3 separate regions of the Homo sapiens genome follow, and regions 1 and 3 are each linked to region 2. A link is a contact called in ENCODE Hi-C or POLR2A ChIA-PET data. All regions are on one chromosome and are shown on one strand. Each heading gives the region's core, a stretch centred on a gene start or an enhancer-like site at or near the end of the contact. The rest is flanking DNA. Distances are from core to core; before and after follow the strand shown.

The links. Hi-C counts contacts between places; a loop is a spot of excess contacts on that map. ChIA-PET counts read pairs that join two places held with the same protein, here RNA polymerase II (POLR2A). Pooled maps may share reads with other maps.
Region 1: a loop to region 2 is called in a map of CD8-positive, alpha-beta T cell, with 22 times the contacts of the local background. The contact joins the promoter of CHMP1B here to the promoter of TGIF1 in region 2. A Hi-C loop is called at or near these places in 2 of 168 maps with a recorded cell type or tissue (CD8-positive, alpha-beta T cell and naive thymus-derived CD4-positive, alpha-beta T cell) and 6 of 50 pooled maps. POLR2A ChIA-PET finds 5 or more read pairs at or near these places in 1 of 52 experiments (T-cell).
Region 3: a loop to region 2 is called in a map with no recorded cell type, with 10 times the contacts of the local background. The contact joins the enhancer-like site here to the promoter of TGIF1 in region 2. A Hi-C loop is called at or near these places in 1 of 37 single-sample maps with no recorded cell type and 1 of 50 pooled maps. POLR2A ChIA-PET finds 5 or more read pairs at or near these places in 1 of 52 experiments (Panc1).

Annotation. Positions count from the first base shown.
Region 1 is chr18:11,848,585-11,853,411 of GRCh38, reverse strand. It overlaps CHMP1B (charged multivesicular body protein 1B), which reads right to left and starts at 1,999. Exons shown (of 1, transcript NM_020412.5): 1 at 1-1,999. The coding sequence starts at 1,900. The coding sequence ends at 1,301. All of the region lies in intron 5 of GNAL (G protein subunit alpha L), which reads right to left. RefSeq lists a silencer at 1,288-1,582 and enhancers at 1,589-1,638, 1,907-2,146.
Region 2 is chr18:3,447,097-3,451,621 of GRCh38, reverse strand. It overlaps TGIF1 (TGFB induced factor homeobox 1), which reads right to left and starts at 1,450. Exons shown (of 3, transcript NM_003244.4): 1 at 1,117-1,450. The coding sequence starts at 1,132. LOC124904237 (a long non-coding RNA gene) reads left to right here and starts at 966. Exons shown (of 2, transcript XR_007066269.1): 1 at 966-1,090; 2 at 4,436-4,525. RefSeq lists enhancers at 1-133, 2,221-2,410, 1,998-2,617, 2,511-2,650, 2,618-3,239 and silencers at 711-760, 1,401-1,560, 1,591-1,700, 3,361-3,430.
Region 3 is chr18:9,068,178-9,072,988 of GRCh38, reverse strand. No RefSeq gene overlaps it. Among named protein-coding and RNA genes, the nearest start is that of NDUFV2, 32 kb to the left of the region's middle. Within about 2 kb of position 3,173, at least 3 of the 41 ENCODE cell types and tissues checked have a DNase peak (open chromatin) inside an H3K27ac peak, as active enhancers do.

The DNA.
Region 1 (4,827 bases), core at 750-3,249, 8.4 Mb before region 2:
ATGTTTCGAGGCTATGAGAAAGCGGTGGATACATGCTTTACTTTTCAGCCAGAAAATACGCACTGCCATTCCTGAGAAGATGGCAGGCAGCACAGCTGGGCTCTAGCCTTAAAGACTCAAGCTTTCTCCTTCCTTCCAGTCCTACCTCTTTACTTCTCAGATTTCCAGCTGGCTGGATGTATACATAAATGACTTGCATGGCTAAGTAAAACATTCCAGCTTATATTTTCAAGGATTTCCAAGAGTTCTTGCTTTTGGACAAATTAATAAATGCAAATTAGAACTTAAAACGCAGTTCTAATTTTATTTCTATTTTTGGTTGTTAAAATCAAAACAAAACCTACACACACACAGTCCTAGGGTTTTCTCAAACGAAATCAACAGTTCTTTGGCAATGTTAAGAGTGTGTAACATGACTGCCATGCTAATTAGCATAATTTATAAGACTTCTAATAGTGTTGAAACAGGAAAATAACTATAAACTTGTTAGAGAAGTTCGTTTGAAAGACACTGTCAAATGTCACACTAAGTCTTTTTAAAAACTCAATTTAGTAAGTAGAAAATATAAATGAACAAATTTAATTTTTCCAGATAATAAAGGAAGTTATTCGGCATTTTTCCCAGTTACGCAAAGACAATTATCACGTGAAAAATTTATAGAATGTAAGCAGTAAGAGAGTATTATGCAAAAATATCCTAAGGTAATTTCAGTATAAATTATAGGACCACATTTATTAATAATATACGTTATGAGAACAATCATTTGCAGTCTCACTGTGAAGGCAAAAAAAAAAAAAACAAAAACCAAAACCCAAAGGATAAACAGAAATAGCACAGTCCACCGAATACACTGCATGGTGTTTATAACTGTATAACCAAACTAAGTAATCTTTCCCCTCTCTTTAACTTTTATGCACCACCTGCCATTCTAGATACTATCAATCACACTAAATAATAATAAAAACCAACCACCTTCAATCTGATCATTCTGGGCAGGAAACTGAATACAGTTTTGACCAGATCTTCGAGAAAGATTCATATACACGAAATTAACTAGTTCTGTTAAAAGGCTGCTATAAAAATACCATCATTACGAGCTATACAGAACTTTAGAATCCAGCTAAGAGTGCAGAAATACTGAATTTCTTAATTTATGTGGAGGGGGCTGTAAACCCAAAGGTAGAAGGGCATTTCAGCATTCTGGCGTGTTCAGAGTTTCTAGGGTATAGTATCTCTCTAACACACAGAGAGCATTTCAAAGGGTGGCTATGGCCAGGAAACCTCAGAGCGGGTTCTGCCGTCACACTTGATCCCGAAGGCGGGCCAGTCTCTGAGACAGTTCATCCTGCTCCGCCGAAGCCACGCTCGTGCCCACGGAGCCGGTCTGGCCCTGCGGCAGCTCCATGTTGAGGTCGAGGCCCGCCTCATCTGCCATTTCCTGGAGCAGCATATCCACTTGGTTCTGGGGAGTGGTGAGCGTCGTCGTGCTGCTCATCGTGTCTTCCATTTGCTGCGTCTGGACGTCCAGAGTCTCAAACTGGTGCTCGAATTTGTCCATCAAAGCAGAAATCTTCTCCAGATTCATGGTCTTCAATGTCGCATCCATCGACTTAACCACACCAGCCATCGACTTGGTCACCTTGCCCATCGTCACCGCCGTCTGGACCCTGGCAGCCACTGCATCGACTCGCGCACTCATTCTCAAGAAATTCACCGCCTGGTTCTTCTGGCGGATGGCATTTTCGGCGTGTATCCTCGCAACTTCCATGTTGCCCTTCTGAATGGCCTTTTTAATTTTGGCCTTTTCGGCCTTTTCCTCCTTATCGCATTTTTTGGCACTCCTACTCAGTTCTTTGGCCGCGAACTTCAGGTTGAACAGGTGTTTCTCCATGTTAGACATAGTCGGACGGCTCCTTTGGGTCGGCGGCCCGGCTGAGAAGCGCGCCGAAGGCAGAGAAGGTAAGGTAAGTCCGCTCCCGGCCGCCGCTCCTTTGTTTTGGTCCCACTTCCTGTTTCTACTGTGAGCGGCGCAGGTGGTGACGTCAGAGCCCAGCGCCAAAGGCGGAGCCTGCGGGACGGAAGGCGCCGGGGTGGGGCCTGTGGGACGTAAGACGCCAGGGGCTGCGCATGCAGGGGGATTCTGGCTGGACGCTCCGGCGCTGCGGCGGGGAACGCTCGCTTCCTGCGCTGCGTTCTACCCGGTTTTTAAAATTCTAACGCATTAGTCAATTCACAAAAATTAGTGCCCCCACGCACTTTCCTAGTAATAAATCTACCGAAGTAGACAGGATCTGTGGAGACCCGCGTGTAAAATTACCCACGCTCCAAACTTGGCAGGCTTTATAAAGGGTGACTGGCTAGCGGGCTAAAAACCAGCCAAACATCAGCTAGGTCTTCGCACTAACGCTTGCTTTATTAGCATGGGTAATTTCCACTTTCTCAGGGGAACTGGAAACCATGGATACATTAAAAACAAAAACATTAAAACACATTAAAAACAAACGGGTCATTGACGCGTCTCCATCTTTGACTACAATTTGTGCTAGAGTTCTGTAATATCCTTTTATTGCATTGAGTGAAAATAATCTTCAAAACTGTGGCACCACCAAATTTATACTTTGTCTGGAAGTTCAGCTTCTAGGTGAGTTGCCAGCAATTATCCAAAAATCGTCCCGTGGTTTAGTAATAAAAAGACCCATCTTTTGCTGACACCATTCTGTCTTTTTGATGTTTTATAAATATCCAAGGAACTTCACTCACATTTAAGTTTGACAGGCTAAACTGTCATTTTAAATTATGCAGGCAGAGTATGTTGAGATATCAGGACCCACACCCACGGGCATACATCAAAACTGTCACTATGTATTACGCCCTTTAAAAATGCTGGCTTTCAAATGGCAGCAATGTGTGCTGTCACTTTTCTCTTTAGAAAGATTCCTCCGATACAGCAATAACAATGTGAGAAGACCAAATCTGCCCTAATGAGGTAGGCTGAAAATGAACTCTGAGAGCGAATTCTGTTTAGAGATCATTTTAATCTAGCAGCCTGCCACCTCGCTTAGCTTCCTGTGATAGCTTGCCAGTCAGTTTCACAACACAAGACCTTCTGAAGACATAGCTCTGATGTTTTCACTCTCTTGCTCCAAACCCCGGGCATGGAGGCTAAACCTGCTGTGCAGCATGCTGGCTCGTCTTTCGCGCCCCTCCACCTCCGCCAGTCAAAGCAAACCGCAGCATGGAATTTGAGCATTATTTGCGTCATTCGGCCAGCGGGGAGAATGTGACTGACGCCCGGTCCTGTGGCTATGCTGTTCCTGTTGCCTGGATTTTAGTGTCCATGCATCTCTGCCTATTGACACCCTGCCAGTCCTTCAAAAGCCACCTTCACCATGGAGCCTCCCCAGGACTCCTCCTCTGTGTGGCCATACTACAGGGCACATTGCCTGGCAAGGGGTCTGTGTGTATAGGTCACCTGTTACAGTGTGAACTACTTGGATGCAGACACTGATTCCTTCCCCTCTCCATGGAGCCCAGCAGGCGCTCTGCACACAGCAGCCACTGAATCCAGATGGCGTTGCTGAATTTAATTGTATTTCAGAGGGGATAGGATGTTACCCTAGTTAGCAGCTTAGCTATGGTTCCTTTTTGCCCCGCAAAGCAGTAGAACCCTTTTTCCAAATGAAACTTTTCTAGAAATGGAATATAAACAACCAAAAAAAAGGGGAAGAAATCTGTTCAAAGTGGATATAGAGAGCTTAGGCCCCCTACTCTGCTCACCCTCCATTCCACTCTTCCCTTCTTTTAGGTCCTGGTTTTTCTTGGAGTTTGCAAACAAGTTTCTTATCCAGCTTCCATGTCATGCTCCATAGTTTTCTTTTTTCTTTTCTTTCTTTTTTTTTTTTTTTTTTTTGAGATGAAATCTTGCTTTGTCACTCAGGCTGGAGTGCAGTAGTGTGATCTTGGCTCACTGCAGCCTCCCCCTTCTGGGTTCACGCGATTCTCCTGCCTCAGTCTCCCGAGTAGCTGAGATTACAGGCACACGCCAGCACTACCGGCTAATTTTTGTATTTTCAGTACAGCTGGGGTTTCGCCATGTTGGTCAGGCTGGCCTCGAACTCCTGACCTCAGTTGATCTGCCCACCTTGGCATTCCAAAGTGCTGGGATTATAGGCGTGGGCCACCGTGCCCAGCCCATAGTTTTCTTAATGACAAATTCTGACTAGGTGAGATGGTTTGGAATATAATCATGAGAGACTCCGATAGATGATGATGATAATGACAACTAACATTAATAAAGTACTTATGCACCAGACATTGTTCTGGGCACTTTACATAAATTAACTCATTTCAGCTTCGCAAACCCTATGAAGTAGATACTATAAATGTCTCCAGTTCACAGGTAATGAAAAGGAAGCACAGAGAGCTAAGAAACTTGCCTGAACCCACACATTAGGTAAGTGTTAGAAACCGGATTCCATGGATGTATTGGGACCAGTAATAAGGCAATGGGGAATCCAATGAACATGAATTAATAAGAATAAAATAATGATCATCATGTAGCCTAAAGAAAGAAGTTGACTTTCCAGCTGTTTTTTTGAGAAGACAGAGTTGCATTGACTGCAAAGTTAATATGAACTTTATAAAGTGTGGTTGTTGACTGGGCATGGTGGCTCAGGAATGTAATCCTAGCACTTTGGGGGGCTGAGGTGGGTGGATCGCTTGAGGCCAGGGGTTCAAGACCAGCCTGGCCAACATGGGGAAAGCCCGTCTCTACTAAAAATACAAAAATTAGCTGGGTGTGGTGGTGCATGCCTGTAATCCCAGCCA
Region 2 (4,525 bases), core at 201-2,700:
CCCGCAGCGGGCCGGGTCTGAAAGAATGTGGAGTTCCAAACTCCAGGCGGCTCCCGGGCATGCGCAGTAGCGCCGCCCCTCCCGTCCGCTTCCCGAGTGATTAACTTCTGTTTTGAACCACTCCACATAAATCACGACAGAAACGCCACCTCCAGCCCACAGCGGAACACTCGGGGGACCTCCCAGCCAGGGACTCAATTTTTGTTAACTTCAAAAGGGACTTCACACTCTGACCTTTCGGGGTGTTTTGTGTGGTTTCTCCACCCCCCGTCCCCCTCCGGTGTATTTTGTTTTTAAACCAAACTGACGGCAAGTTTTAGTTGTAAAGCTTCCAGAACACTTCGTGGAAACAATGACAGCCTTGCTCTTTGCACTTACAACCAAGCCTGCTTGTCACATTTGGACGCATTTTGACTGCATGCCGCTTGAAGCTGCTGGCCCTGGGTGCTAACTCTTCCTCCTGCCCCAAAATTCATCGTGGGAAAACTTTTAGAGACTGGGGATTTGTAAAAGTCTAGCTTTCCAAAGCTGTTTACACCCGAGGGCGATGAGGGGGTCCAGAATCGCATTCCTTCGATCGTAAAAACACCACATCCCTAAAGAACAGTGCTAGGGCCCGGCTGGGAGTAGGGGGGCGGCGGGGGCGGGGGCGGGGGGAGCCTAGGAGTGGAACTTTCAGACAAAGCCGCGGCGGTCCCGCGGCCCCGGCCGCCTGGGTCCGGATCGGGAAAAACGAGGGGCTGGGTCCTCCCTACTCGGACCCCATATCCCCAGCACGCGAGAAAGAGCGAGAAGCCACGCGGCGGCTGGGCCGAGCGTGGGGTGTCGGCGGAGACAATGAAACTTGCAGGCGCACAAACAAGGCGCTGAGCGTGTTTCTTGACAACGTGCCAGCAGCGTGGAGAGGCTCGCCCCACAACAGCCCCTCGTGTTGTGTCTAGCAGGAAAACAGCCGCTGCCGTTTCAGACGCAGCCTCAACAAAGAGCACGGCCGCCACTCCAGCATGAGAGCCCCTGGGCGGAAAAGTCCACCAAGTGACTCCGCGCGGCGCGGCCCGGCCAGCACGTTTCCCCGGACTCGCGTCTTCTGGTGCGCGCAGCCCGCGGCCGCCTTACCTTTCTTGCCTTTCATTCTGGATCTCCCCTCCCAGCGCGAGGCAAGGCGGGGGTCTGGAGGGGCCAGGAGCGGGGACACAGGGGATAAGCGAACGTCTCCTTCACAGCCGACTCTCCCGTAACTTGTAGGACGTGCTCCAGCCGTTATTGCTAAACAGGACGCTCTGATCCCAGGCGCCCGCTCCTTGGGTGGAATTCAAGTGACACTTGGGCTTCCTCCCGCCGGGATCTTCTGGCAGCCGGCCGGGGGCTCTCCCTCGCCCAACTCTCTCCCCTCCCCTCTCCGCTCCTTTGTTCCCTGCTCCTGCTCGGCGCACCTCGGCGCTGTCAGAGTGAGAGAGGCGAGGAGGGAAGGTACAGGAGGTCCTGCCTCCGCCCCCAGCCGCCCGCCCCGTCCCCCTCCCGCCCCGCCGCTCCTCCGCCCCTCCCCCGCACCTTCCAGCCGGGAAGACTGGACCGAGCGCGGCGGCCGCTGTCACTCGTCCCTCGGGGGCGGCGGTGCGGACGCGGGGGGTGGCCGGGTCCAGAAACACGATCCTTTCCGCCTGCCGCGCACGGACCGCCCGCATCCCTCGCCCGGCGGTGGGGGCACCAGCCGAGCGCCCCAGGTTTCTCCCTTGGGCCTTTCTTCCCGGGGCTGGCGAGGGTGCGTTTGGTTCGGAAACTGCAACAGATGGAAAAAAGGACACCTCCCTCCTTCCCTCCTCCACCCCCGGGAAGAAAAGCCTCCCCGTCTCGTTTTTGACAGCTGCCCCGAACTCTACTGGCCCTGCTCTAGCCGCACGAGACAGCCGCCTCTGATTCAAGGGGCGGGGCACGGGAGGAAAAGTATTCGAGACAAGAACCAACTTCTTCCAGAATGCGCGGCTGCCATTGACACGCGGGCGCGGCGCGGCGCACCCTTCTCCTCCCGGGGCTCTTCCTCCAGCAGCGACAGTGGGAGGTCGGCGGGGGTGGGGCGGGGGGGAATGATGAGACACAGCCTAAACGAACGTCTGTTCCCCCGGGCTAAAGCTGCGAGTTCCGGACTGGATTGCAAGGCAGTTTCGAAATCTGACACGTTGCGGACAGACACTTGTCACGCTCACATGCTCTTTAAACGTCTCTGCCCGGGGACGGCCGGGCGCGCGCCTGCCTCACCAAGACTCCGCCTGACACCCCGAGTCGCCGAACCCCGGCAGCGGCCACTTTTATAGCTAAGGGGTGACCACGCCGTGCCTGCTCGTCTGTTTCGGTCAACAGTGTCTACTCTTCGGATTGGAACCCTGCTAGGGGATCCCTCCTCCCATTTCAAACAGAAACTAGCCATTAAGTAAACACCCGTTCCTGTTGGCTTATTTTGGTCCACAGTTAGGAGGGATCCAACAGGAGTTTCTTGATGAAATTGCGCTTTCAAAGACCAGATGCTGTTTGGCTGACTTGAAGAAACGCATGCCCCCTCCTCTGGTTCTAGTTTTCGCGTGGTTACGTCCTGTTGTTTTGAAGCAAACGAACTGTCACATGCCACACAATGAGACTTCCCCCATCACTTTAAAAAAAGGAAAGAAAAGCCCTAAACGTAAATAAGCCTAGCAGAGACAGCGCCCGGGTCTGCCTCCAGTCTGGGCTCTGTGCTGTTTTTGTTCGGTAACCTCGGTGGAGATCCCGGCAGAAGAAACTCTGTGGAAATAAGATTAAACCCGAGGAGTACTAAGACGGCCAAGGGATAACTAACTCGACTTCGGAGCGTCTGTTTCAGGAACTAGAGCTAGCCTGCCACCCTCCCTCAAAAAAAAAAAAAAAAAAAAAGACACCCCCGCCCCTAGAATGCGTGGAGGCCAGAGTTTAAAAAGCCTGGGTGGTTTTTCCAATTACAGGACTAAAATGAATCAACAGGGAAAAAAAGCGTCTCTCTAAGAAGGCAGCAACCTTACGATTTTTTTCTTCTGTGGTTTGCTGACTGCTCGGGACAGAAGAGAACACACACCTAAAACGGCTCGGGGGGAGCGCGGTCCTGGGGACAAGCCACCCGCCCGGACGCTGCCCTGCAACTGCCGGGAGCACAGTTCCTTCCCGGACCTGGCTGCAGATGAATCAGCTGCTGCGCCCGGTGCGGGACAGATGTGGCGCAGGGAGGGGGCCAGCGCCCCCGCCGCCCGTTAGAGGGGGCCGCCTCGCTATTTCGTTTGAAGGGTTGTCTGTGGCTGGGATTGGTGGCTCCTATCCGCTGGGGAGCCGGGAGCGGAGGGAGGAGAGACGCAGGGAGGAGGAGCCGGGGGCTGGGCGACGCTGCGACTCCGCGGCCTGAGTGGCAGGAGCCTCGTCTGGAACCGGGCGGTTACTGGGGAGACGCTTTGTTTGCTAACTTCGAAAGCGGCTTCGGCTGCCTCGGCCGCTTTCGAAGCCACTCCACAAAACACGCCTTCGGTCGGTTTAACCCTACCTCCCCCCCCGCCCGCTTTAGCCAGCTCGAGACAAAAATGTTTCCCTCTTCCCCGTGGTTCTCCTTGGCCACGCGGTGGCTCTCATTATGTACACAAAGGTAGCTTTGCTTTCGTCCAAGTGGACTTGGCTAATGACTGCGATTCTCAGGCAACCGAGATGGGAACCGAGAATTGGAAAGGGTTTATAGCTTGAAAACAAACTTTCCAGGAGAAGGGGGGAGGGGCGGAGACAATTGAAAGCCTCTTTCGAATTAGGGGGAGGAAAAAACGGAGATGTGAACTCACCTTGGCTAGAAGTCAGGCTTGATCGGGCCAATGCACAACTTTTGCCCGAGCAAGTCATATCCAAACGGTTGTTAAAGCTGGCGAGGCACTCCAAAGAGAAACACTGGCACAATTCTGTGATGTAGCGAAAGCTTACAGCCCAACCGCTCCCGTAGATGCACCCCCACTGCCTCCCCCCAGCCAACGCTGATCTCAAACTTGTTTGGAGTTTCGGATTCTTGGTGCATTCTGGGAAGAAAGTGCCTAGGGTCAGCGCAACGTAACAAAGGGAACAGCCTCAAAAAAGTGGGCTTCAGATACCAGCAATTGCTTAGGGTATTTTTTGTTGATTCGTTTTTCTCGAGGTGGAAAAACAAGTTTCATTTCTAGCTCTGTCAGTCCCTTCCAGTCTCGGGGCCTTGCTATAAAACGGATTCAATGACTTTTAAGATTCTTTCCAGTGCTTTTTTTTTTTTTTTAAAGTATATAGATTCAAATTTGCTACATATTATTTGCTGATTCATATGAATGTTACTTGAATTGGGAAATTGCTTGAGTAAAATTGAGGCGTTGCTTGGTGCTGGCGGAGGCTACTGATAAACGTTTTTCACCATTATTTTTTTTCTCTCCAGGCACACATAGTTCCTTTTGGCGTCTTATCTTCTGAAGCTGCCTCAAGGCCAAGCAAAGAAAGTTGTTAAAAAGTTAAGTTACTTTTCACA
Region 3 (4,811 bases), core at 1,924-4,423, 5.6 Mb before region 2:
TAGAGACAGGGTTTTGCCATGTTGGCCAGGCTGGTCTCAAACTCTTGACCTCAGGTGATCCGCCCGCCTCGGCCTCCCGAAGTGCTGGGATTACAGGTGTGAGTCACCACACCCGGCCAGATCTATTTGAAATGATTTGAAGAGGCCAGGCGTGATGGCTCACACCTGTAATCCCATCACTTTGGGAGGCCGAGGCGGGTGGACCACCTGAGGTCAGGGGTTCGAGACCAGCCTGGCCAACATGTCGAAACCCTGTCTCTAGTAAAAATAGAAAAATTAGCTGGGCGTGGTGGTGTATGCCTGGAATCCCAGCTCCTTGGGAGGCTGAGGCAGGAGAATCGCTTGAACTTGGGAGATGGAGGGTGCAGTGAGCCCAGATCACACCATGGCACTCCAGCCTGGGTGACTGAGTGAGACCGTGTCTCAACAAATAAATTAATTAATTAATTAAATAAAAAATGATTTGAAGAACCTCTTTACTGTTTTCCACTGTATGGTCCCACTTACCGGAGATATCTAAAATAGTCAAACTCATGGAAGCCAGGAGTACAATGGTGATTGCTACTGGGGAAGGCTGGGGAAGGGGGAATGGGGAGTTGTTCAAGGGGATACAATTTCAGTTATTAAAGATGAATAAGTTCTAGAGATCTGCTGTGCAACATTGTGCCTATAGTTTACAACATTGTATTGTACACTTAACCTGTGAAGAGGATGGAGCTCATGTTACGTTTTTACCACTTTTTTTTTTTTAAAGATAATTAAGGAAGACTATGAACAAAAATAAAAAAAGAGAAAGATTAGACTAGAATCTAAAATGTCAGAAGGGGCTGGGCATGGTGGCTCATGCCTGTAATCCCAGCACTTTGAGAGGCTAAGGTGGGTGGATCACTTGAAATCAGCAGTTCGAGACCAACCTGGCCAACTTGCTGAAACCCTGTCTCTACTAAAAATACAAAAATTAGCTGGGTGTGGTAGTGCATGTCTGTAATTCAGCTACTAGGGAGGTTGAGGTGGGAGGATCACTTGAACCTAGGAGGCGGAGGCTGCAGTGAGACAAGATTGCACCACTGCACTCCAGCTGGGTGACAGAGTGAGACTCCGTCTCAAAAATAAATAAAATAAAATAAAATAGAACAAAATGTCAGAGTGCTTCTCACAGGTAGAGTAAGTGTTGCTCTGTGAAACTTCTGTTGCACACATGTGTATTTGTGTATACTGAGGCATGATGTAAAGGGCTTTTCTTTCTGTAGGTCAAGTTCAAAAATGTTTAGAAGCTTCTGTTCTATTGTTCTAAAAAATCAAACTAAAGCTAAAATCCTCCTTGTATTTCAAATGAATTAGGTTTTCTTGTATATAAACAGGTTTTTATATATAGAATGATATATTCTATATATATATTCTAGATATAGAATATATCATATATATATATTTCCTTTTTTTTTTTTTTTTTTGAGACAGAGTACTGCTCTCTCACCCAGGCTGGAGTGCAGTGGCACTATCTCAGTTCACTGAAGCTTCTGCCTCCCAGGTTTAAGTGATTCTCCTGCCTCAACCTCCTGAGTAGCTGGGACTACAGGTGCCCGCCACCACGCCTGGCTAATTTTTGTATTTTGAGTGTTGGTCAGGCTGGTCTCGAACTCCTGACCTCGGGTGATCCACCCGCCTCGGCCTCCCAAAGTGCTGGGATTACAGCGAGCCACCATGCCTGGCCAGTTTCTAAATATTTCTTTCCTTTCTTTTTTTTTTTTGAGATGGAGTTTTGCTCTTGTTGCCCAGGCTGGAGTGCAATGGTGTGATCTCAGCTCACTGCAACCTCCGCCTCCCAGGTTCAAGCAATTCTCCTGCCTCAGCCTCCTGAGTAGCTGGGATTACAGGCATGCATAACCACACCTGGCTAATTTTTGTATTTTTAGTAGAGACGGGGTTTCTCCATGTTGGTCAGGCTGGACTTGAACTCCCGACCTCAGGTGATCCACCCACCGTGGCCTCCCAAAGTGCTGGGATTACAGGTGTGAGCCACCGCGCCTGCCCATATTTCTTTAAAAGGCTGTTAAAATGCCCAAGGTAGTAAATGGGATGGAATTTGAGGCACATAAATGGGAACTCTATGCTCGCCAGTCCAGTCTATTCTTTTCTCTTTGATGCTGGGGTAACATATGACTGATCTCTGGAAGTTCCATCATGATGACGCAAAGCCATTCAAGCAAGACAATCCTAGTTTTGAATTTCAATGCAGAAACTTGCTAGCTGAGCTTCAGCATCCTAATCTGAAAATGAGAAGCCAATAGGTGATGTGCCCACCTCATGGTAGGTGCTCAACATAAGTAGCTATTAGAAATAGCACGAGTTGCCAGGTGCCACGGCTCATGCCTGTCATCTCAGCACTTTGGGAGGCTGAGGTGGGAGAATCACTTGAGCCCAGGAGTTTGACACCAGCCTGCACAACATAGGGAGACGCTGTCTCTACAAAAAATAAAAATTAGCCGGGCACAGTGGCTCACGCCTGTAGTCCCAGCTACTCAGGAGGCTGAGGTGGGACGTCAAGGCTGCAGTGACTGATGATTGCACCACTGCACTCCGGCCTGGGCCACAGAGTGAGATCCTGTCTCAAAAAAAAACAAACAGAAAGAAATAATATAAATCACTAATTCACAGATACCATTTAAATAGTTGCAGGAGCCTTCATTGCCCTAGATTTCTATATCTTAGAACTGTAAATATCCCTAAACAATTTAAAGCCTACAGCTGAGCCTGAACCCCAACAAGGACTTTTTTTGTTTTTGGGGCAGTCTGGCGAGACCCTTAACTCTATTCTCTTACTCTGTTTACAACTATGTTATTTATTACCAATCTCAGTGGAACTGCTTTCCTTCCTTGTGTAGAGCCTTACATATTTCACAGAGCACACGGGTCCCTGGTAATTTTCCTTCTCGAAGCAGGGCACCCTCCTGCTGCCCAAATATCAGGACAGTGTTCTGCGTGAGTGGGACGGGCCTGGAGAGGAGTGACGGCCTTCCCTTCCACGCGGTCTCTCTCCTCAGTCGTCCCTCTCTGCTTCCTCCTTCCTTCGCCCACCTGCTGCAGCTTATCCCAGAGGAAGTGGAACTGACAAACCATTGCTAAAAATACCCCCAGCTTGCCTCCTCAAGGGGGTGTCCCGTGAGGAAATGAGAAAATGAACGAGCAGTCTATAAGACCAACGAGGGCTACAGAAACACCAGAGGCTGTTTTTATGTTATGGATCCACTTCCAGTAACATTAGGGGCAGGGACTTGGTGAGGCAACCATGGCCTGCCCCTTACCAGCTGTGTGGCCTCAGGCAAATCATCAAACCTTTTGAAGCCTGGGTTAATTCATTTGTAAACTGGAAAATAATACCTACCATTCACAGCGTTCTTTAAGAATCAAAGCACACAGGCACTGTAGTGGAGACCTTGAAAACATCCTACCTACTATAAGTGATCCATAAATACCAATGGTTGAGTTTAAAAAATTTTTAAATTATTTTATTTATTTTTTTTAGGGAAGGTCTTGCTCTGTCCCTCAGGCTAGAGTGCTGTGGTGTGATCATAGTTCACTACAGCCTCGAACTCCTGCCTCAAGCCATCCCTCCGCCTCGGCCTCACAAAGCGCTAGGATTATAGGCACAAGTCACCGTGCCGGTCCCAAAGGTTGCTATACTCATATCTCCTCAGATTTTTTTGCCTTCGAAGGACCAGAAAAGTGGTGCTCAAGTTAAAGTTAAAAAGTTGAAGTTGGCCGGGTGTGGTGGCTCACGCCTGTAATCCCAGCACTTTGGGAGGCTGAGGTGGGTAGATCTCCTGAGGTCAGGAGTTTGGGACCAACCTAGCTAACATGGTGAAACCCTGTCTCTACTAAAAATACAAAAAATAGCCAGGTGTGGTGGCACACGCCTGTAATCTCAGCTACTCAGGAGGCTGAATCAGGATAATAGCTTGAACCCGGGAGGCGGAGGTTGCAGTGGGCTGAGATAGTGCCACCGTACTCCAGCCTGGGCAACAAGAACAAAACTCCATCTCAAAACAAAACAAAACAAAACAAAAAAAGTTAGTTTCCCTTAAGTTATAGTTAAAATGTTATGCCCTTTAACACCCGTGAGTTGTGGGGCAAATGGATGAAAGGCAAGAAATTTGGGGCAGAGGAGCCTTCTTGGTACAGACTCTCATATCACATCGTGTAAATTGCAGTGACATTGCACTGTATTGGGTGACTTTCCGTACTTGAAATTTGGCTTCACAGTGGCCAGTGTCACGATGAGCTCCATGATGGTCTAGTATTCCATTTTAAGTTAACAATGTTTTCAAAGCACAGAGGTTGCTTACCACTTTATGAGTCTCACTGGAATACTGTCTGCTCATCTGCTGGAAATCACCTTCTCCCTTAGTTTATGTCCTTCTGAGTCATAGAAGGCAGGCAGACCTCAGGTGCAAAAGGCATTGATGGTAAAGGTGTGGGAGGAGGAGGGACATAAGAGACTGGAGGAGAAAGGCAAGGCGTGGGAGAGACAGTGGAGAGCTGGAAGAGGAACTTTCTTATTGTGTTTTTAGGGGAAATGTTTCATCAAAGGCTGCTGTGCCTACCACTCCTAATGGATGAGATGATTTTAGGTGGTAAACAGTTGAACATATGAAATTTCAGAACAAAAAATGAAAAAAGATGAAAATAAAATAAATTTAAAAAAGAAATAAAATGTCAGGTCATGCGTGGTGGCTCACACCTGTAATCCCAGCACTTTGGGAGGCCGAGGCAGGTGGATTGCTTGAGTTGAGGAGTTTGAGACCGGTCTGGGC